2 separate regions of the Mus musculus genome follow, and region 1 is linked to region 2. Evidence: chromatin loops called from intact Hi-C (ENCODE). Cell type or tissue: gastrocnemius. All regions are shown on one strand. Each heading gives the region's core, and the rest is flanking DNA. Links, peaks and the distances in the headings are about the cores only.

The links. Peaks named below come from ENCODE experiments on the same cell type or tissue, not always from the same donor. Only the 100,000 strongest peaks of a DNase experiment are listed, where the experiment ranks them.
Region 1: it touches region 2 in a loop (2.4-fold over the local background); 5 of 42 quality-filtered maps call a loop at or near these places.

What each region holds. Positions count from the first base shown.
Region 1 is chr14:65,552,253-65,560,252 of GRCm38, forward strand. Elp3 (elongator acetyltransferase complex subunit 3) reads right to left here. Exons shown (of 15, transcript NM_001253812.1): 10 at 7,869-8,000. Among named protein-coding and RNA genes, the nearest start is that of Elp3, 37 kb to the right of the region's middle. In gastrocnemius, for the core only: a CTCF peak has its summit at 4,881; a DNase peak (open chromatin) is centred at 4,854; H3K27ac peaks cover 751 bases.
Region 2 is chr14:65,162,572-65,178,916 of GRCm38, forward strand. Gm30008 (a long non-coding RNA gene) reads right to left here and starts at 12,447. Exons shown (of 3, transcript XR_874722.3): 1 at 12,317-12,447; 2 at 9,570-9,832; 3 at 8,708-8,734. Gm41177 (predicted gene, 41177) reads left to right here and starts at 9,746. Exons shown (of 3, transcript NR_166862.1): 1 at 9,746-9,863; 2 at 13,932-14,107. In gastrocnemius, for the core only: a CTCF peak has its summit at 7,611 (motif pointing right); DNase peaks (open chromatin) are centred at 4,535, 7,600, 7,976 and 9,693; H3K4me3 peaks cover 543 bases.

The DNA of each region.
Region 1 (8,000 bases), core at 1-8,000, 390 kb after region 2:
CTTACATAGAGGTTGTTTTAGTATAATGATTCCTAACTTTCGAAATTTAGTCTTTTAAAATCAATATATGCTTCAAAGTTAATAATCAGGTAAAAATCACACAATGGTTATTAAAGTAAAAATTATTTAGAAAGGAATATATATATATATATATATATATATATATATATATATATACACACATTGCTTAAATCTTTCTGGTTCTATAAGCCAAATCTAAGTCTTCACAGTGCCCCCTTTTAAATGTTGGAATATTTTATAGTAATCTGATATATGGCTATCCTCATTAACATACTAAATATTTTAGAACTTAAAATATATTTCCAAACATTGTTATACATGGTCTAAAATTAACCTGTGATGATCAGTGGAGGTCGCGCTAATACTTAATACCCGACAAATTAATTTCCTGTGTGGTTATTCCTGGGAGTTAAGTCCTATAAGGTTGCTATGAACAATGAACCAGACAAAGCTAGTTCTAGGAAAAGCAGGGCTAGGCTTCAACTGGTCAGGTCGTGACCTCACTTTGTGTTTGTGTTAAAATGACGATATGATAATTTACTAAGAGGCTGCTATGTAATTGGTGGGACCTATAATAAAGAAAGAACATATAGCCTCTTATAAAATTGTTAACAATTTCAAGATGTGAGACAGTAGATTAGAAAAGACAGGAGATAGGCCTGAGACCACACAGGCTGTATGTCCCCATAGATGCTCTCATTACCAGAGAGGCCCTGGCTACGCAGGACCTTACAAGGATGCCACCAGTTCATAAATGTCCCAAATTTATTTCTGTCACTATAAAAATGAAACACGGCTTTAATGGTCTTTGGTAGTGACATGCCTAGAGCACAGCAGATGGAAGCTCTCGGTCATTAAGGAACAGAAAATGTGGCAAGTGCAACTCTCAGAGATAGTCTCCTTCACTGCATCTGAGGGACACATTTCTGCACTGGCTAGAAATCTACAGAGATCTAGTGCATGACGGAGCTCAACCCCACTCAGACGGGTTACACCTCTCTGACTCCACTCAGACGGGTTACACCTCTCTGGATGTTCAGAACTTGAGCCAGGTCCCTAATAGGTTGACCTTGTTGCCTCATGGAGGCAGGAGTTAAAACTCCTTTTAGGTTTTTCTAAGTCAGTCGATCTATTTTCTTTCCTGGCATGAAGAGAGATTATACATGTTGGCTTAACAGGTAATATTTCAAGAGTAGAGGTACTAATATTTACAATTTGCCCATCAAAAACCTTTCCAAGCTGTTTAGAGCTGTTTCTGTCTAAAGTTTCTCATGCGTCAGAAGCATGCTTTGGTTGCAAATTGGTATTCCTAGTCTGACGCCTCACAGTGATTTAATATCATATCAAGGCAGACAGCTGTCAAATAGCCCAAGGGCAGCAACGCTCTAATGCGGAACCCATCATGTGCCTGGACAGAATTTTACATTTAATCACTGACTATACTCCTCAGGGCTAGAATATAGAACCTTGCAGCAGGATGTGCCTCATAAAAACACCCAGGAAGATGCTCCTGACTCAACTGTCAGAAGGCTACAGAGTATACAAGAGCTTAGAAGCAGGGAGGGGCAGGGTGTAGGAATAACCAATGCGAACATCAAGTGATCTCTTAGAAAGACGGAAAAGCAGACTTGCATTACCTCCTCTAACATGGTCCCTCCTAGAGACATGCCTACAACACAGTGTCCAAGTCTCTCCACTGGGTAAAGCCAGTAAGTTCACCTTTGCTAGGCAGCTGTGGCTGGTGAAGACATGAAGAGGTAGAACGATGTAGAAACAGGCAGAACTCCTAATGGTCCAGGACAGAAGGACACCGTGACTTCCCTTGACTATGAGTTCAGACAGAAACAATCTAGATACGGAATGTGCCAGGCAGAGACGTTTCTTCATCACTAGGGGCTTCCTTTTATCAGCCCTATCCTCAGCCTCCACATTAGAGTGAGGTGCTTAAGACATGCCTGGCCAGCAGCAGTCTTCTGACCTGCAGAACTAGCCTAAAACTTTAAGACTGAGGCTAGAAGACACTCACTGAGTAACACCACTTGTCTCGGTTTCCAAGTACTGCTGAGCACCTAGCCTTACCTCTGAACCTTTATACATTTGAAAAAGATTTAGTTAATTTTAAATTATGTATATGTGTGTATTTCTGTGTATCCCCGAGCACAGGTGTCCATGGAGGCCAGTATAGGGAGTCAGGTTCCTTGGAATTGGAGTGATAGCTCACAGGTGGCTGTGAGCCACCGATTGTGGGTGCTGGTATCACAACTCTGGTCCTTCACAATAGCAGTGCTTTTGCTTAGTGGCTGAGCCATCTTTCCAGCCCATCCTCTGTATCTCTGTAATAAGGTTTATGTCGCTCATTTACATTTTCATTTAAAGTTTTATCATCCAGTTCTTGATACAAGTTCTTGAGGTTGACATAACAGATTCTACCTCAATCTGAATATAAATTTTAATACCCCTCAAAATGTCATTTCAGGGGTTTAAACACACTTGATACCACTTTACACCAGAATGATGCTGTCAGAATGTTCTGGTGTTCAGTGTCTCACTCTGCAGGAACTATCAGTTCCTTAGCTTCCTGGCGGCCCAGGTAAGAGGATTCCAAATGAGTTAACACTTATGAATTCCTTTGGGGGTGGGGGTTACCTCCATAAGAAGCACCATCTTGTAATCTGGATCCCATGATTTGTAAATTCGATACAAACAAGTAACGTAAGTGATGATCAGGTACAAGGCACAGGCAATCTCCACTAATGGGAAATGCAAATCACACCCTCGTACAGAGTCAGTTATAGGCATCAAGGCTACAGAGCATGTGATAAAATTAGCAATGATTTACATGAACTGGCATCATCTCTTTAGAAAACCGTATACACTGCAAATCCCATCACATTTATAGCTCTCTTTCTTCAAAAAAGAACTTTAAAACATTAAAATAATGATAAAAGATACATAGATCCATTCATTACCATAGGTGATTCTTTCCACAGATTGCACTACTGTAATAGAAATGAATATTTTGATATAGATAGATTTTAGCTAAATCAAGACTAGGATAATAAAGAGGGCTGGGCATGGTGGACACCCCTTTAATCATAGTCCTTGAGATGCAGAGACAGGGGGATCTTTGTGAGTTCCAAGGCAGCCAGGGCTAAATAGAGACCCTGACTTTAAAAGAAAAAAGTGGTGGAGGTGGGGAGGGGAATGAAAAGAGACCTGAGTGATGGTTAATCCCAACTGTCAACCTGAGGGGATCTAGACTAGCAGCACTGGGAGACAGGCCTCTGGGAGTGCCTGTGGGAAATGATGGTCAATAGGAAATCTGAGGTTGGAATACTCTCCCACCACAGGGCACCATTCCCTGGGGAGATCCTGGATGCAGGAAAAGAAGGAAGCGAGCTGAGCACAAGTCTGTCGCTCTCTGCTTGCCAAACTTCTACAGCTATGGCTTCCTTGACATGGCAGACTGGAGTCTCGAACTGTGGGCTCAAACCACCTTTTCCTTTAAGTTTTCCCCCTTTCAGGGCTTTTATCAAAGTGACAGAAAAGTAAGTAAGACAACCTGGAAGTAACCTAATGTCTGCTTAACAATGGGACCAATTACTGTGTAAGATAAATGGAAATGAGGCTGTTATGCTGCCTTTAAAGTATAGCTCTAAAAATGACCCCAATCATTTATTTGTATCTAAAATTTTAATTATTTTATTATTTAAATATAATTATATAAATATATTATTTTAATTATTTTATTATTATTTAATTATTTTAATTATTATGTATAAGTTTTTAATAAGTATATAGAAATAGGTCCTAGCATGAGGTTCTGATATGCCAATACATCACAGAGGTTTACCACATTATTAAGCAATCTATCCCTCATAATATCAATTCTTTGTGACAAGAACACTCAAAATCCTTTCTTCTTATCATTGCTGCCTTTTGGGGAGGGGCAGTTGCTGGGCAAGTGTTACCGGCTCCACTTCACTTCCTTGATGTAAGCAATTCTACTGCATGAGCAGAGACGCCACCCCCACTCCTTACTGGCATTTGGTTTTAACTGAGGAACGAAGCCCCAGTGAAGGGCGGCTGGTTGTACCTCACACTCCTGTAGGTCGGTCTGTTTAGAGTCCACATACTAACGCGATAGTGTAGCATCTGGTTCTCTGTATCTGGCTTATTTCATATAAACACTGCCATATTTAACAGTTCTGTAAAGATGAATTCCCACCAAACAAGGGCATTTTGTAAACAGTCCTTGTTAACAGATACGCTAAGGGGATTTTAAGTAAATTCTAAAACATTATCGCTTTCATGTGGGCAGAGTACTGTGTGGCTAGATATGAAGGGATTATATATCTTGAAAATTAAAATATACCTTGCTGTGGCCAAAGCTTATCATTATATGGTTGCAGAGCAATGTATGAAGTATTGACTTTGCAGCAAAAACCATACCATATAAACACAAACCAGCACATACAATCTTACACACTACCTCAGCATTGTACAAGTGGAGGCTAAATCTCCAGTGATTATTGAGGACAAATGGTACTTCATAGTCTATATTATAAAGTTTGAGTCATGTTTAAATGCAGTATATAGCAGCCCTCAGTATCTTTGAGAGGCTAGTTCCAGAATTACCTGCAGGTACCATAAAATGCTTGTTTCCATGAAGATAATGCTGGATATAAGTGCTTTAAACCATCTCCAGATGGCCCATCACCCCCCCCCCCCCCCCGGTATAAGGCAAATGTTGGGGAGTCAGCCACTGCTGTACACTGTAGTTACAGAGTAACAGCAAGGAGCAAAGTATGTGCTCAGTGGAGCCCCCACCTGGCAAGTTCTTATCTGGGGCTGGTTGAGGCCATGAATGTAGAACTAGAGACATAGAAAGCCAGATGCACATAGAAGATCTGGAAATAAAAACGGGCACAAACCAAACAGTAGGATGGTGAGACGACAGCTCAGTGGGTAGAACACCTGATGACTTGGGTTGGATTCCTAGAAAGAGAACTCACTCCTGAAAGCTGTCCTCTGACCTCCACATAGTCATAAAGAGGTATATGTGTATAGATACCACACACACACACACACACACACACACACACACACACACACACACAAAAAAAGCAAGTAGCAAAATATAAACAATACAAATTTCAATGCATATAGTCACACTAACACTTCAGTAATAATATCCAACTAAAAACATAAAACAAAAATATCTTGAAGAAATTCAATATTTACCCCATATTTACCCAAACCATGGTAAGCTATACAATCCCAAACCTCTATTAATAAAAACCTGTATAATTATTATAGTTACATTTTAAAACCTTCAACATAGAAAATAATTTTAAAAGGAAAATTGGAAAGCAATATAGAAAACAGTCTTTGAACTAAACTTATCAAAAGATTATCTTCAAAGTTAGGCAAGTTATCAGCCGCTAAGCATGGAAACCTGACCCCACAATGGTACTGAGGTGAAACCAGGCACCTACTGCTTGAACCCTTGCTCTCTTCAAACAGCTGTCCTTGGACTCACCAGGGCATCATGACTCCATGGCTTCTGAAAACCTTGCCATTCCCTGTGTTTGGGAAGCAGAGGGCTGCCTTCAAAGCCTGCAGCCTGCACACTCCATTGTCCCTCCCCCTCAGATGGGGGTTGCTGTCACCTCTCAAGCCCTTATTGTTTTACTGGTGTAGACAGTATAATGGCCCACAACACGACATGAAGCTTGCAAGTGCCTCTGCCTCACTGTCTACAGGACTAAGAGAGCAGAGGTTTCTTTCTTCCTTGTGAGCACTTTGCATTAGAAGGCCATGGCTCCTGAGGTGGGACTGGCCTCTTCTGTGGTGGGGTGGTCCAAGTCAGACACACATGGCCTCTTGCCTCTGCTAATCTTCTTGTAGCTTTCTTCTTTCCTGCTGTACTCATTTACATTTTGGGAAACAATCTCTAAGCTGCAGAAAAACAGTTCAGGTAACCATGGTTCTTGACCAATGGAAGGTAAAAGTGAGTAAGATGTGGCAGGTCTCAGGACACTCTGAGCACCCAAATGGGCAAACTTTATCACGACCACAGAACTGCGACCCAAAACAGACATCTGATGTTGCTCTTTGAGCCCAACTGAGTTGCACCAGTGTCTTAACAAAGTCCTTCAAGCAAAAGGACCTTGTCCCAATCTTCTGTGTAGCTGTCACATTCTAGAATGTGCATCTACTTGGGGTTGCCTAATGTTGGCTCATGATTAAACTTAGTTACAGATGTTAGGTAGAAGTCACAGAGGTAAGCCTGTGGTGTCAGTCAGTCCCAGCAGGCGGCCACAACTCACTTCACTGGCTTCTGACAATGTTCACTCCGACTCGTGGCCAGGCTTCTTCTGCACCACATGACTCTTTTCTACGTTGTAATAAGTATATTGTGGGGAAAGCTTCAGCCACATCTGGTCAGTTCTAGTTCTTTGGTAGGTAAGCAGTCAGTAGGTAATTATATTCTCTCAGGTCACATCTGACAATGAAGCACCGAGCCAGAACCCACAGGGTTAGGTTCCCAGGAGCCACTCTTGGCCAGATTTTTTGTCAACTATCAATAAGTAAGTACCTTGTACTCTGTGATTCTGTTTTAAGACACCTTGTTTAATATATCTAATTGATTGATTCACCCGGAACTCACGGCCAACAGTTCTCTCTTGGGCCTTCACAATAAAGGATTCCCACCACACGCTACTCCCTCCATAAACCACTTCACGGCCTTCCAGCACTTAGGAGCAATAGACAGCACTTAAGCACTGTGTCTGGAGGTCATTTTAAAGAGCCAATTCCTAACCAGCTCACAAAAATTTGAAAAATGCAGCATTAAGTAGAGTGCAAAGAGAACACTTGTTTACAGCATGAAGACTGGAAAGAGGCGGAGAGGCACTGTTTTGACCTCAGCTAAGAGCATGTGCATGAGCGACCCAAATTGTTCACCATTCCAAGAATGATTTATGGCAAATGTGCTCTGAGGATAGATAGATTGAGTCACAGGATTTTCTAGTAGGTGAATCTGCAAATACAGCACCTGCATGAAATGAAGATGGCCGACAGCATGCGTCTGGAGCACACAGATTACTCACTCTACAATCAAGAGTAGCAATATGGACTGTAGGGTTCCTGCTTTATTCATTTGGTTAGCATTTATTAACATACAGACATTTATACATACATACATACATACACACACACACACACACAAGCCTACCTGTCTGTAGTGTATGTGCATATGTGTGTATGCATGTGTGTGCATGCACATGAAGGGCAGAAAACAACCTCTGGTGTGGTTCTTCTTTGTGGTGTCCACCTTTTTGAGGCAGAGCCTCTCATTGGTCTGGAACTCTCCAATAGGCTAGGTTAGCGGGTCACTGAGCCCCAGGGGCTTGCCTGCTTCTCTCCCCAGTGCTGGGATGACAAGCACATATGACTACACTGGACTTTAGGGCTCACTGTCAGGCCCTCATGCTTGCACTGTACTGACTGACCATCTATCTGTCCAGCCCCTTGCACTGTGCTGACAGACCATCCATCTCCCCAGCCCCTTAGTATGTTTATTTTGATGTTCAAATTGTCCTAGATTTTGCCCATGGGACCCTTCGAGTTGTTCTTACTTTCCTGGCTCATGGATAAATGGACAATGAATAAATATAAGATACTGGCAAAGAGGCCTGGGCACACGGTCCTTAGTGTCTATTTCCTACACATGGCATTCCTGATATTCTACTTCTAATTTAAAAACAGAGTTCAAAATGTTTGCTATCAAACCAGACTACCCCTTTAGAGAGGCATCTGGGGGACTGAAAGGTCACACATACCTCTGCACCCGGTACACACGAGTCCACGGGGGCACAAGGGCTAGGATCCGAGCCACCAGCTCAATCAGGTCACTGGGAGAATAGCTCCTGTACCTTCCTGATTTCCACAGCTCATACAGACCAGTTCCACGG
Region 2 (16,345 bases), core at 3,432-11,431:
ACTGTCATCTGAGCACCCAGTGTCAGAGGACGTCCCTAGGGTTTCAGTCTAATTTGGTCCCTGCTGCTGACGTGGCTACTCAGATTTCTATGCATCCATTCATCCGTGTATCTGTGCAGGTCCATCGGGTCCCCAACCTCGCCTCTGCAATTCAACTCAACCCAGAGGCCTGGCTCAACCTTGTGACCCTGAAATTCTGTTCTGGAGAGACTACAGGCCCTTTAGCTGAGTTTCTTAATATCTTAATTAATTTTTTTTGAAATTTTATTTATTGTATTGTATGTATATGGTGCACCACATGTATGCCCACAGAAGGCACAAGAGGGCATCAGATCCTCTGGGATTAGAGTTATACATGGCTGTGGTGGGAGTTGGGAGTTAAACCAGAGTCTCCCGGAAGTGCATCCAGGACTCTTAACTGCTGAACCATCTCTCCAGCCCCATTCGTAATATCTCACATATAACACTATATAACACTACAGTGGCTCTGCGTTCTGCATCAGCCACCTTCCACCTTCAGTAAGGCGTCTTGAACTCCTTACTGAAAGTCTTGAAACTCCTTACAGCAGTCTTGAAAGCCTGCTGCAGCCTCTTTAATTCTTGTTGCCACCCTGACCTACATATATTCATATTTATAGATTAATTACCATATGGTGGGTGGTGTGTGATCTGAGAGTTCACATTAGTAATTAAGACTGGGATTAAAAAAAGGCCAATAGCCAGCTATCAAGGGAAATCGAGACTACTTGGCAAACTGCAGCCAAATGGACTCATGTAGTTTGTGAACTCAGTGTTATTAAACAATTCTGACACTGTGGAAAGACATAGGCACGTCCATCTGTGCTTCTGACACAGCATCCTCCAAACTGCACGTTAGTGGTCCCACGAACTCAGGACAGCTGGAAGTGTGCAGAACAATCTGACAGCCTGGCAGGCGGAGTCACCCTGCACCTTGAGAGAGGAGGCATCTGCCCTGCCTTCTGCAGTGTCCTTGGCTATAAACACAGGAGACAAAGCTCACCTTGGGTCAATGGTAGAACACTAGTTTCTCTCTGTTTGAACACTCACATTCACCTCAGGTTGGTGCTGTAGGTGATTCAAGGCCTTAAGTCTCCATAATCATGTGACCTGACACCCATCCTGTCATTGTCCTTCCTGTCATAAGAGAGTTTTATCCCATTTCCTTCAGGCTACTCTCCATGTCCACTCTGCCCTCTTATATCTCCCCACCCTGTCTCTCTAACTCTCTGTGACTCCCTCTAACCCAGTCTTCCACCCCTCCCTTCCTCTAGGTTTGCCCTGAAGGATGATGTCACTATTTTCTATGGCATTCTGCACTGATTCACTATAGAAAGAGACTGGGGGGTAGGGAGGAAGACTGGTGAGATGACTCAGTGGGTAAGAGCACTGACTGCTCTTCCAAAGGTCCTGAGTTCAAATTCCAGCAACCACATGGTGGCTCACAACCACCCATAAATGAGATCTGACGCCCTCTTCTGGTGTGTCTGAAGTCAGCTACAGTGTACTTATGTATAATAATAAATAACTGGAGCAAGCAGGAACTGAGTGAGTGGGGTGGACCAGAGTGAGCAGAGGTTCTAAAAATTGAATGCCCAACAACCACATAAAGGCTCACTGTACTCAAATACATAAAATAAATAAATCTTTTTTAAAAAAAGGTAAAGACTGGGGAAATGCTTCATTTTGTTTTGCAACACACCTCAACATAGGCTCATATCCTATGGCATAATACAGAAAATTAACTTTTAAACTATGTAGTTGTCGCTGTAAAGATTTTTAAAAAGCCACCGTCAGATGATTTTGCAGGATGGCTGGTTTGTTGTTTTCTCCCCAGGAAAATAATTTACAGTACCAGTTATGTTGAGCTCTGAAACAATTTACTCAAAGACAAGGTCACATCAAATCTGGAAACGACTTCCATTTGGGCACAGTCACTTGCAAACTGTTTGGGGGTGGGAAGGCTGAAGTGCAGGTGTGAAGCTCATGCAGAGAGGGTGGGAACCTCCTGAGGGACAGGCATGGGGAAAGGGGCCTGGCCAGCTAGGGGCAGGTATATCACTGAGAGCAGATGTGTCTCTGGAAGATGCTGATGGAGCCTCAGAGGCTGATGTGTCCCCTCTCCCTCAAGCTAATGGTGTTTAACTATCTGCTCAATGTTTGGCAGGGAGGCCAGGCGTTACCTGGAGTGGAGGAAGGAGGGCTGCAAGGAGAAGAGGTGAGGACCCTGTGTTGCTTAGGAACCGCCTAGCCTTTCCAGTGGTCCAGAAGGACCTGGTTCTCCATCCATCAGTCCAAAGCCCACATTAGTCTGGCCCTTCCCCGTCACCTCTGAGCCAGGGCTTTAGCTCCCACTTCTGACCCTGATCCCAGCCATTCACCCTGCTCTTTGCAAGAGAAGTCTTGGGACGGAATGGCCTCTGCTTCATTATATTTCCAGCAAGGTTGCAGCATTCCTGAGAGATTGACCATGGCCAGGTCAGCCTTTTGATTTTGCTTTGCTCCAAGCTATAGCTGGGCCACTTAGAAAATCCACATTTTAAAACTCACTGGGCAATTTATAAAACTCACTCAATTCTCCATTTCTGGTGCTGCAAACTGAGGCCCATCCTATCCAGCACACAGGCTTGCCTTGATGCAAGGCCACACATGTATTAAGAGTACAGTAGGTGTTAGTTCCTTTCCATTGCCACCCACTGCATCCACCTCACGCCCCTCACAAGGATGGGTTGGAGACTTAACTTCTGCCAGACAGCTCAGGCTGCAACTAAGGCATTCATCCCCAGTGTGGGCAGGGTCATCTGGCTTCTCTCAGCTGGTGTCTCTGTAACCCTGCATCTTGTAGGTTGGTAACAGTACTTGCAGTTGTTCTGATGCAGGAACATTTGGATACACCCCAAATGTCACGGTTGTTTTTATCTTAAGAAGCACAGATGGCGCTAGGTGGTGGTAGCACACGCCTTTCGTCCCAGAACTTGGGAGGCAGAGGCAGGTGGGTCTCTGAGTTCAAGGCCAGCCGGGTGTACAGAGCTAGTTCTAGATAGCTAGAGCTATACTGAGGAACCTGTCTCAAAGAAAGACAGAAAGACAGATAGACAGACAGAAAAAGAAAGAAAGGAAAAAGGAAGGAAAGAAAGAAACATGGATGGGGGAAGTGGCATCTTCTGGCAGGGCTCAGCTAGTACTGGGTTTGAAAACCTTGGCTGCAGAATTTGTGACTTGGACAGAGATAGAAGTCACAGCAGATCTAGAAACTGATGCCTAATTCTCATTCCCTAGTATTAAAAGACATCTCTATCCATACTGTTCTAGATAGAATGAATTATATACTAGCCACAGATGAAGACCATCGCTTTGATGGTCTTACACTTTAAGTTCAGGTTTAAAAGCACTCCAGCCATGAAAGGAACACAAATGGATTCTACAATACCAGACCTTGCCTGTCAAGTCCCATGCCTAGAGAAGCTAATGTCCATTCATCATGCAATATTCTCCCTGAACAAGAAATTATAAACCCAGAAGAAGAAAGAGACATCACAAGATTCCCTAGAGGACAGTCCCTGGAGCCCCGCTCACCCACCCGGCAGGTGCCAGGTTCCTGTCTGCAAGAGAGAACTGCAAACTTCTGAGAATGTGGAGATGCAAGAGAAGTGATGCTGGACAAGAGACACAGTTGTCCAGAAAACATGGATGCCTTGTAAGAGTCTCACGAGCCTTCTCTGCCCCTTTCCTCACTTGTCTTAGTTACTGTTCTATGGCTGTGAAGAGACACCGTAACCAAAGCAACGTATAAAAGGAAGCAGTTACCTGGGGACTTGCTTACGGTTTCAGAGGTGAGTCGGTGGCCACCATGGCAACCAGCGTGGTAGGCAGGCAGGCAGGCATGGTGCTGGAGCAGTAGCTGACCAGCTCACATCTGACCAACAAGCAAGAGGGAGAGAGAGAGAGAGAGAGAGAGAGAGAGAGAGAGAGAGAGAGAGAGAGAGAGAGAGAGAGAGAGAGAACGGTGTGAGATTTTGAAATCCCAAAGCCCACCCCGGGGAAAACACCTCTAAGACCGCACCTCCTAATCCTCAAATATATAAGCTTATGGGGCCCATTCTCATTCAAGCCACCACAATGCTCCATGAGAGTCTTAATGGGCTCCTTCTCCTGAGGGTTTTCGCGGGTGATTGCAGTTGTTTTGCTCCAAGACAGCAACTCTTTTGTCCAACCCAGAAGAGCGTGCGAGGCTGCACTCTTCCAGGCTCAGCAATTCACCCTGGAAATGTTAGAGAGAAAAGGTTGTGTAGCGTTAAGTTCAAGCCGCTCTGAGTGTATCCCCAAGCTGTCTGCATTTTATAGTTGTATTGACACTGGGGCCTTTGATGCCACAAAGCCTTGTTCTTGGCAGCGCAGTTGAGAAGAGGAAGCAATATGTGAAATCTCCCCAGGGTGATAGAAGTGAGAGGCTGGCTTTTCCCCTTTTAATAACCTCGTGTGATTGGACTAAGGAGAGGTTGCTGAGTGAATTCAGGGAAGGATTTGAACTTTTTGAAGAGCTGCCAACACCCTAGCTCAGCATTGGAGGCAGATCTGGAAACAGTACAAGCAACATTGGTTTAGTTTTTTTTAAGGTGGACTGGGAGTGTAGCTCGGTGGTCCAGCTTGAACAAGGCTCTGTCTCTCTGTCTCTGTCTGTCTGTCTGTCTGTCTGTCTGTCTGTCTGTCTCTCTCTCTCTCTCTCTCTCTCTCTCACACACACACACACACACACGGCTTCTCTTTGGGTAAATTTGGCTGACTTTTAAAAGAAGCTACACAGGAAAGTAAAGCAGACACAGAAAACACAAATCCAAATAGGTCTGAGGACGGCCACAGTCACTGGGTGGGAGCGGTGGGCTGCTGCGAACAAAGCATGAGCAAGTTTGGGGAAACCGAGAAGGGATTTTGTTTTTGTATTTGGATCATAAGTATGTTTCATTTGACTTAAGAAAATTCCTATAACTGCCAAATATTTTTAAAAAGGAAGGTAGTAAAGGAATGTTTAAGAAAAAGTATAAATAATGCAGGAAACAGCGTCCCCCCTCCTTCCCTGAGAGGTCCCTTGAGTTGCTGACGAACAGTCCTTAGACTTTATTGTTTGTAATACTGCAGTGTTGGTAGTTTAGTTAGGGAAGGTTCAGGGCCACACACTGTTTCAGAGAATACATTCCGAACCCAGATTGCACAGAGTAAATAATGCTGGCTGTGTGATGGTTAGTCTTCACTGCGAACATGATATTCCTAGGTGTTTCCATGACGTCATTGCTTGCAAGGCTTCATCAAGCAGAAACCCGCACCCCGTAGGTGGGCTCTGCCATCCTGTGCATTGGAGTCTTAGACTGGATATAAAGTGAAAAGTGGGCTGAGCACCCATATTCATCTCTCTGCTTCCTGACTGTGGATGTGGTGTGAGCAGCCACTTCACACTCCCAATGCCTTGACTCTCCTGCCATGACGAACTATACCCTCAAGCAGAAAGCCAAAATAAACTTACTTTCCTAACTTCCTTCCTTCCTTCCTTCTGGTGCCTTTGCGGGTACTTTATTACACTAATAAGAAAGTAACTAAGTGAGAGTATATAACCTTGGAAAACATACCGACTCTCCTCTATTTTCCCATCTGTGAAATGGAGACCTTCTTCGTCAGACTTTTCGTTGCTGCGACCCACGCACGGGAGAACAACGGACCAATAGGAAGCATTTATCCTGGCCCGCATGTACTTGACAGTTGTATTTGGGCCGGCTGTGAGGTCAGAGCTTCACAGCAGGGAACGTGTGCCCGGCAAAAATTGGGTACTTAAGGAAGGAGAGAGATGGGAGAGGGAGAGGGAGGAGAGGAAGGGGAGAGAGGGAGAGAGGGAGGGAGGGAGGGAGGGAGGGAGGGAGGGAGGGAGGGAGGGAGGGAGGGAGGGAGAGAGAGAAAGAGAGAGGGAGAGAGAGAGAGAGAGAGAGAGAGAGAGAGAGAGAGAGAATTGGCTTTACGGTTGCAGGAGTTCCTCCCTGTTACCCTTTATTCCATGTAGGTCCTCAGCCTATTGATGGTGTGACCCCCATTCAGAGCAAGCGCCTCCTAAGTTAATCTTCCCGGGAAGACCCTCACAGACCCTCCAAAGTATGCTTGCTAATCTGCTAGGTTCCTCTCAGTCCTATCAAGATGGACCATCCCAGAGCTAATAATCATAGCCTCATGAGGATCACGTGAGCATCTGAGATACTACTTAGAAGACGACATTAACGCCGGAAACTTCTGCATGTATTAACTTCAACAGTGAAATATAAGTTTAATGCACTTGACATTAAAAATCATAAACACTTAAAACCATCGAGGTGCTGAGAAGGCCTTTTCTAATTCTGTGGGGATGGTGGGAAAATGGGAAATCCCCTCTGAACATCTTCTGGATCCACTTTAAAGCTGATGGCTTTGCTTGAACCTTCTTTGTGCTTCCTTGCCTAGGCAGTGTGGTTGTTAGTATCAGGAATTGCAGGTCGCTTCCGAATCCAGCAATGATGGTGATGTCACCCATAGGCAACAGGGACCCACACATCTGTTGTCATGGCAATCACCATACATTCCCAGCGTCCATCTGGTTTAACTCCCACATTTACCTGTGAACAACCCCCCCCCCCCACACACACACACAATAAACCTCTCTCACATGGAACTGCATTGCCCTGGTGTGGTCTGTCCGGACACAAAGCCGCAATTCTATCACAACAGTGACGTTGCTGACATCTGTGCTAGGCAAGTGGTCTACACTGGGCTGCATCCCCGACATCTTCTCCACTGTTGTCATGGTGGAGAGTCCAACAGTCACAGCCAGTCGCAGCACTGCCAACCCTCCTCCAAGACATCCTTATCAGTACTCATCCTCTCTCTTGTCAAGCATCTCAGAATTGTGAGACGAGACTCCCTGCACCCTTTGTCCATTTGAAATTTAAAGTGGTGTCCAGCCCTCTAAGAACAATTTAACAGATTTTCTAAATACCACAATAGTAGCATTATGCCAGTACATGCCAAGAGGCTTGACACCGAAAGGTAACTCAGCACACTGGAATATTAATACCACAAAACACCAGAGAAGGTAGGGGTTGAAATCCGTGCTCCAGAGCACCAAAGGTCAGCTTGTGCAGTTGCTGGGGCGAATCATGAAGAGCTTCGTATTGCTCACAGGACCCCCGTGAGTCCTTCCTTGTTGTCTAAGCAGCCACCTTAAGAACACATGGTGCCTGGTGAAGGGTGATCTTCGGGCCACGGGCAGCAGCAGACTCGTGCACATTTAGAAACCCAGTTCTCACTTCAGAGTACCTGAACCAAGAGTCTCCAACATGCTTTTCTCTAACGCCTCCACTCCAGGAGAATTTTAGGCAGGTAAAATGGGAAACCCTGTTTTAGTGAAAGGAATGAAGGAATGTTTCTCTGAGACTCAAGACAGGTGTTTCTCTAGTTCTATTTTCTTTTGACCTACAAGGCCCAGCAACCTGCTGAATCTGTTCCCTGGACTCCCAATCCTTGCCTTTCTCCCGCATCCGACCAGCATGCAATATAAAGATGTGACACAAGGGGGCGCTGATGCTCCAGATGCTTAACTAGACCAGCCTTTGGGCCATTACCACTTACGGCAGGAGAGGGAACAAGTACATTTGTCAGAGACAAGAAGTATGGCTCCCCATCACGAGAATTCTTTAGGGATAGCACACAATGCAATAACAGTCTCATCGTTTAGCTATGAGTATTTGTGTGTGTGTGTGCGCGCGCGCGCGCAAATTTCCTCATATCACGAATCCAACTAACCCGCCTTGAAAATTAGAAGTGTTATTTACTGAATCCGCATCAACATGTAACGGTTATTAATATTCGGTTTCACATTGTGACTAATTGGCCACAGAGAAGAGTGGGTAGAGCATGGGGCAGAAAGCCAAAGACGGGAGTTTTGAGAAGCAAAGGTGTGGAAGAACAGAAAGGGAGAGAAGGAGAGCGCTGTAGCAGGCTCAGAACCCAACCAAAGGCGGGCAAAGTCAAGAGCAATGGCCCGCCACCTATTCCACATCACAGCCCCCACAGGGATCTGAGAAGCGGTGGGTCTTCACCCACACAATAGATGTGTTTCTATATTGGTGGGCTCTGCGCCACCAATCCAAACAGCACAACAAAGCAAGTGGGAGGAGACAATGAGGCTTGAGGTGGAGAGACAACTGAAAGAACCACAAAGGCAGACAGCAAGCAGCAGAGAAGGGGCACAGCAGTCTCCAAACCGCCCCCCACCACCAAGGTTCATCTAAGCGCAATCCTGAGCTAAACAGAAGACAGGCAGAAGACAGGGAAAGTCTCTCCGTGCCTTTCCATTGCTCTAGCCTGTCCCCTCTCTCATCACACATACTTATTGGCTAGAACTGTATGTATAGATAGATGCCTGCTCTCTTGGCAGTCCACCCGGCGTACTCCCCTGGCCTAGGCTAGCAAAGCCCTTGGTTTTCTTTGTACAACGAAGAGACTCAATAGATGGAAATGGACGTTTTTATTTATTATTATTGTTGTTGTTGTATTGTTGCTGTTTTGTTTTTGGAGACAGGGTTTCTCTGTGTAGTCCTGGCTGTTCTGGAACTTACTCTGTAGGCTGGTCTCGAACTTAGAAATCCGCCTGTCTCTGCCTCTCAAGTGCTGGGATTTAAAGGTGTGTGCCACCACTGCCCAGCTGAAAATGGACATTTTAAATGAATATACTGTTGTCTCAGGAGTTGTTCAGAAGGCAGTAGACCCCGTTCACAGAGTGACAACAGGAGGGACCGCCATCAGGACAGAGCTTGTATGCTGCAGAAATGGAAAGAACATCTCTGCATTGTGGGAGGGTAGCTCTCACCCAGAGCAGGACCTCAGCCAGTCTCCTCCCTTCCCTGGGAGTGAGAGCTGGCTGCCCAGGAAAGCATCTCAATGTTGAATTCCACTGTGTTTGTTTGGTTATGAGAGAGGTCTCAGGAAGCCTAGGCTGGACTTGAACTCATTGCCAGCCAAGAATGAGCTGGGATTCTCTTGTTTCTACCTCCCACATGCTGTGTGTGGAGCTGTGGGTGGGGCTTCTTTATATGCAAGGCCAGCACTCTTTCAACTTCAATACATTTCCCGCCTAAGTCTCCCGACTTTAGCTCTTTAACAGAATAAACATGACTCCGGGGTTCACCTGAGGGTTTTTGTGTGAGATAAAGAGCTATAAGCAAAGGATGCGGTTGGGTCCGAAGCCAGGCTCATGTAAGGAATGGAGTTTCTGGATTAGGCTGGCCCCTTTACAGGAATCAGGGCTCCTAAGGTTTCTTAAACCGATGTTGTTTTCTTAGGGGTTATGTTTCTTAAGAATCTAGAGGTGGGGGACAGGGTTCCTCAGAGAACAGAGGCCCCGCTTTGGATGACTTAGAACAGACAATGTCCACATTCAGGAGATCAAGGTGGGCTGGGCAGGGGTGACTGACTAAGCAGAAAGGAACAGTTCAAGTGTGAAAGTTCTGGGCCAAATGACAAGCTTCCCTCCAACTGACCTGAGCCTTTTCAGAGAGATGGGCGGCCTGGGCTGTGGCTCGGATGCTGTTTTCCATTGAGGTGAACCTGAAGCCTGTGGCACTGGCTCTCTGACAAGCCCAGAAGAGAAGGCTCCTGGCCAGAGGCCTGGAATGAGCACCTCCCCTCCAGTCAGTCAGCAGAGTTGCTCATTAGCAGGCTCCACCCACGAGCGGGCTGCAGGTGCCTGCATACTTTCTGCTCGCCCACCATGTACAGGCAAGCTGATGCCCTCTGAGGGTTTCTGGAACAAAGAAGACAAGAAAATGAACCTGGTAAGTTTCCTCGGCACCTGCTTATCTGTCCTGCTGCAAAGCAGGGCTCATTTGTTGCCTGGAAAACTTAAGACCATATGGTGCTTGTCGAAGGGTGATCTTTGGGCCACCGGCAGCAGCAGACTCGTGCACATTTAGAAACCCAGTTTCTAACCCAGTACTTCAGAGTACCTGAACCGAGAGTCTCCAACCTGCTTTTCTCTAACGCCTCCACTCCAGGAGAATTTTAGGCAGGTAAAATGGGAAACCCTGTTTTAGTGAAAGGAATGAAGGAATGTTTCTCTGAGACTCAAGACAGGTGTTTCTTTAGTTCTATTTTCTTTTGACCTACAAGGCCCAGTGCTATCATCTGTTGGTGGACTGGTCTCTCTCTCTCTCTCTCTCTCTCTCTCTCTCTCTCTCTCTCTCTCTCTCTCTCTCTCTCTTCAGTCCTAGAGCTAAATCTGGCCCATTGCTTGTTTATTTTTTAAAGATTTATTTATTCATTATATATAAGTACACTGTCTTCAGACACTCCAGAAGAAGGCATCAGATCTCATTACAGATGGTTGTGAGCCACCATGTGGTTGCTGGGATTTGAACTCAGGACCCCTGGAAGAGCAGCCAGTGCTCTTAACTGCTGAGCCATCTCTCCAGCTCCCTACTGCTTGTTTTTCAAATAAAGTTTTATTGGTTCCAGCCCCAGCCATTTGTTATGTATTAGTATAAATGAAATGGGTAGCTTGTGGGCTACAAGGGCAGAGTTGAGCTGTGAGATACTGCAGGGTTTTTGGAAGTTCCCTTTGTGGTTTAATAATAAAGACACAGACATCTGTATAGTATATGGTCATTGGCCTGTTTGCTCAGGCAGTCCCTCAGCTAGCCCATCTAACTCAACTCCCCGCCATTGTGTCTATCTCTCCACGTAGCTCTCTCTCTCTCTCTCTCTCTCTCTCTCTCTCTCTCTCTCTCTCTCTCTCTCTGTGTGTGTGTGTGTGTGTGTGTGTGAGAGAGAGAGAGAGAGAGAGACCTCCCTATCCTGCTCCTGTTCTTCTTCTGTCACCCCTTTGCCTGTCTTTCTGCTTGGTAGGTCTGCTCCAGCCACCAGCACTTTATTATGCAAAAGAGCCACACCACGCTCCTTACTCTACCAGTCTGACCCAATCAGCAGAGGACAAGGCCCAGTCCATATCTTGGTGTTAGCTTTTGGCACCAAGGGCCTCCCCTATGGCAGGCAGCCTGCCTTCTCTTTTTGAGCAGGTGAGGAAGCGACATTTACAAATCCAGCTAGCCTGGTCTCACCCCACCCCACCCCCCACCCCCAAAAACACACTCAGCAATTAACAAGTAAGAATACAGGCAGGGACACACCTTCTTAGCCAGTTGATAACAGTATGTGTAGATTATCCCAACAGTGAGCATTGCTTTTATTATGTAGCTTAAAATATTTCCTGTCTTGCCCCTCACAAACTTGGCCTGTCCCCCAAGTTAGATGACTTCTAAGTATTTTATTATAGTGCCAGGGAAGTGTTAGTGATGGGGGGGTGGGGTGGGGGTGGGGGGATAGACAGGGGTTGATCTGATGTACATCACAATAGGGCCTTTTTATTTGAGCTAGCTCTAAGCCCTCCCCCCACCTCCCCCCCACCACCACTCCCTTACCCTTCTACCTCCTCGAATCACTGTCACAAAGGACTGTTTTCGTGGTGGGGGAGCCCCAAATATCTACTGGGGCAAGGCTTTATAGAAAGCTACAAGCAAGGTGTGTGTGTGTGTGTGTGTGTGTGTTTAAGTATCTAATTGGAGAGCCACCATGCTGGAAATCATATCATAAACTTAATTTCTGTTTCTCTCCGAATTGGTGGTCGTTAGGCGGGGGTGGGCTTGCAACTTGGAGGTGCAGATCTGTTGGGGGAGATAACCTGGAGATGTTGGTCTTGCTGGGAGTTAGCCTAGAGACTGGAGCTAGGCTCTGGCTCTGTTGGCGGCAACTTGGAAACTAATGCTAGCTACCGGCCTGTTAGTTTACCTGAGTTTAAACTTAGGTCAGGTTCTCTAAAATGGAGTTTGATTTGGCCTCTCACTATGAAGAGTGTGAACACACCCTCTAGTTTACTGGCTCACAGCTGACTTTGTTACACTGCTTCGGCAATCCTTGGTCTCCCCTGGCTTGGCTGCGAGGCCACATCTGACGTGTGGGTTATGATCATGTTTGCCTGTGTTACTTTCCCGAATCCTCAAGGCTGCCTTTGCTGAGAACACTAACTCTTCATTGAACTTGCAGATATCCAATGGGTGACGGGACAGCGATGAAAATGTGTGGCTTCTCTGTCTTCAGCCTGCGTCTGTCTTAACCACCAGGCCAGGATCTACTCAATTCCACACGCAGACACGTTGACAATCAAGAATTTTTTCATATACTGTGAACTTGACCTAGCTTCTCTACTCCTTATTCCAATGCTAAAGATACCTACCTGCAGCCGTGACTAGAGCGAGAAGGCCGCGAAAAGTGGTAGCAACCTAGTTCCTGGTTACTACTGCCAGTCCCAGGGAAGACCCGGAAGTCCCTCCCCTTTCTTAGCCCATCTCTATCCCTCAGGATTCCTATGCGCTATCTGAACCGCCTCAACTCTCTTCTGTTCCTGAAGTTAGTTCAGGAGCAGAAGGTCCGCACCTCTGTTGTTGGGTCACTGGACATAGCTCCTGTACCTGGACTCCCGGCATAAGGACTTTGTTAGTCTTGGGTCTCTTAGACTTTTACATGGATGCTGCAGCTGCGTCTGTCGTTTCTTTTGCTGAGGAGATGGCTAGGGTGAGGGATCGGAGCAGTCCAAGTGTTGGGGTTTATGGACTGAGAACTAAGTGACTAGAGGTAAACCTCAGGAAACCAAACCGAAGCGGGATGGGAGAGAGGGCAGAATTCCAGGCTCAGAGTCTGTACTTAGTTGAGAGTTCTCTAGTCTCAAACTCAGGTAGACTAAGCACCTTATCGAGACATTGCCCCGTTTCAAGCTCCCAGGCTATAAAATGTATTCGTCTGCTTTACAAAATGCCCCGTGAACTCACTAAGAAATGCAGAGCAGATGCTGATCTCTGAATTAGTCCCTGATGATGCGCTAATGGAGAAGGGGAGAAAAGGGCCCTTCTTAAGTAGAAAGAGGCACTTTACCCGCACCTCTTACATTATAGAAGGACTTTAATGCATTGGTCTCTCGAATACTGAGAATTTTAATGAAATAAATTCCCAAACTTCTAAGCCGCCAAGAGCACAGGCCACGCACGCACCCTGTTTTCCACACCGATCTTGCTCATTTAACCCCATCTTGTTGCATCCACACTCCTTACTACTTGGTCACCAGCCTTTGTTCCCTGGAGACTGTAGCACCTGGTCCTCCGTTCTTCAGGGTGTACACTGACAGCCTTATCTTCAATGTCAGTCTCCTCCGCTCTGCTTTGAACTCTCTGTCTCATATGGATCCGGGAGGGACCCACCATCTCTAGAAAGAATCCAAATTAAAATAAAACCCAAGAGTGTTCCCTTACTGACCTCTGTCCCCGATCCACACCGCACACTTTACAAAACCATTGCAAACTCTCCCAAGGACATCAGCTTGATACAGTTACCAGCCCAGGGAAACCAGAGCCTAAAGACTGTGGTCATGACATAAGCTAAGATAGTCCCAGCATCATCAAAAGACTAAGGGCAGAGTCAGCAGCATGGGAACTCTTGGGGTGTCAGGAAGGAAGGTGCTCCAGTTTGCTGCCCCGTTGTAACAAGTGATCAAACGCCACTTAAGGGAACAAAGGTTTTATTTCACCATACTCTTTATAGCCCATCATCCAGGGAAGCCAGGACATGGTCTTGAGATAGGAACTGACGCAGAGACCTTGGAAGAATGCTGCTTACTGGCTTGCTCCCCTGATCCTGCTCAGTCAGCTTTCATATAGATTGCAGGCCCACCTGCTCAGGGGTGGTACCAACCACAGTGGGCTGGGCCCTCTTATATCAGTGGTCAATCATGCCCACAGACTTGCCCAAAGGGCCAATCTGATGGAGGAAATTCTTCAACTCAGGTTCTATCTTTTCAGGCCAAGTTCACAGTGGAGACTGACCACCACATGTGAGTTTATTTTGCCTCACCAGTTCAGGTCACAGTTCACGGTGGCCCCATGGTGTCCACAGTCAGGAAGCAAAGAGAGATGGATGCTTGTGCTCAACCCAACCTCTCCTTTTTATCCAGCCTTGGATCACAGCCCACTTCATGGTGAGTCTTCCCCCCTCAGTGAAACCTCCTGAAGACACTGTCACAGACATGTCTAGAGGTGCATGGATTCTAAACCGCGGACTACAGGAGGCCACTGAAGAGCTGATGATGATGCCGGGGGGTGGGAGGTGGGAGGTGTGTGTGTGGGTGATTGGGTACTAAATGAGTATCACTAGCAAAAAAATTATTTGTACATTTAAGTTTGAATGGTATTTTGAAGGCAAATGAGTTAATCAATTTGTAAAAAACAAAAACAAAAAAACCCCATAATTTTATCAAATCACATCTTAAAATTGGCTAAAAGATTCCCAGCCCGTGGAAAGTGGAGGCGGGAGGACCAGGAGTTCAAGGCCACCCTTGGCTACATGGTGTAAGTTTGAAGCTGGACTGACCTGCATGAGACCTTGCCTTAAAAACAAACAAACGAACAAACAACCCTCCCACAGAAAGACAATAATGACTCTAATCACCAGCTCTCCCAAACTGGCTAAACGCCAAAGCAGCTCAGAAGCCTGGGCGCCTGTCTCCAGCAGGCAGAGAAGCCCCACCCTTGTTTCTGCTGGGGCTTAATGTCTGGCAAGCAAACTGCCTGTTCCGGTAGGTTCTTTTCTCCCATCCTCTCGGGTGATGGTGATGACTTCACACTTTCTCCTGTCTCCTTAGACGCCAGCCTCCTCTCTGCAGACCCATTCTCAATGACCCAAGTTCCTGTTCTCTTTGATAACTGCCAGAAACTTCCCCTCAGCTCCCACCCCTCCTGTGTAGTGTCCCAATGCCCTGTCATGGTGGAGGAGCAATCCATTTGCTGGTGTACTAGGACCTGCTCAGGACACCGTGACAGCATTCTTCCTTCTATCAGCTCATTATCATCAGAATACAAACACACTATTTCCCCATATTGAAAAAAAAATGACAAGCTGGGTGTGCTGGCACATGTCTTTAATCTCAGCACTTAGAAGGTAGAGGTAGGTGAGTCTCTGAGTTTGAGGCCAGCCTAGTCTACACAGTGAGTTTCAGGACAGCCAGGGCTATATAGAGAAACCTTGTTTCAAATGAATGAATGAATGAATGAATGTATAAATGTCATGCTGCTTGCTGCCAATCCTGATGACCTGAGTTTGAACCCAGGGACCTACAAGCTATACTTTGACCTCCACAGGCACACTGCGCATACCCACTTTTAACCCACTAAACAAACAAACAAACAAACAAACAAATAAATAGATGTAATAATAATTTTTTGTTGTTTGTTTGTTTTTTATAACAGGGTTTCTCTGTGTAGCCCTGGCTGTTCTGGAACTCACTCTGTAGACCAGGCTGGTCTCGAACTGAGAAATCCACCTGCCTCTGCCTCCCAAGTGCTGGGATTAAAGGCGAGTGCCACCACTGCCCAGCAATAACTTCTCTTCATCTACTTCTTGTTTTCCCTTTACCACATCTCAGGGTCTCTTAGTCCCACCCTGGGCATGTTTCCTTCCCTGCCAACTCCGTTAAGAGTTGGGTGGACACAAAGCCATCAGCTCACTGTCCGGCCAGCAGTGGGAGTCACGGAGTCATGGAGTCATCATCCTGTTCGACAAGCTCATGACTCACTTTCCTGCACACATGGACGACCCTTCTCCCACTCTCCACATCCTCCCAACTCCCCGGTGTTGGAGTGTCCAGGAATGAGTTCTGAACTCTTCTTCCTCTTTATAAGATGTCACAGGGTATCAAGTATCATCTGTGCGTGCTGCTGGGCGTGATGGCGCACACCTTTAATCCCAGCACTCGGGAGGCAGAGGCAGGCGGATTTCTGAGTTCGAGGCCAGTCTGGTTTATAAAGTTCTTATTCGCGTTCTCACGACCGGCCAGGAAAGAACACAACAAACCAGAATCTTCTGCGGCAAAACTTTATTGCTTACATCTTCAGGAGCAGGAGCGCAAAAACCCAAGCCCCAAAAACGAAAGCCCCCTTCTAACATCTTTAGGAGCCAGAGCGCGCCAGAGCGCCAGAGCAAGAGCTCTATTGTTTACATCTTTAGGAGCAAGCGAGCAGGCGCCAGAGCCAGAGAGAGAATGGCGGAAACCCCGTCCCCTTTAAGGAGGAGTTATCCTTCGCTTAGGACGCATCACTCCCTGATTGGCTGCAGCCCATGGCCGAGCTGACGTCACGGGAAAGGCAGAGTACAAGTAGTGGTAAAATACCCTTGGCACATGCGCAGATTATTTGTTTACCACTTAGAACACAGGATGTCA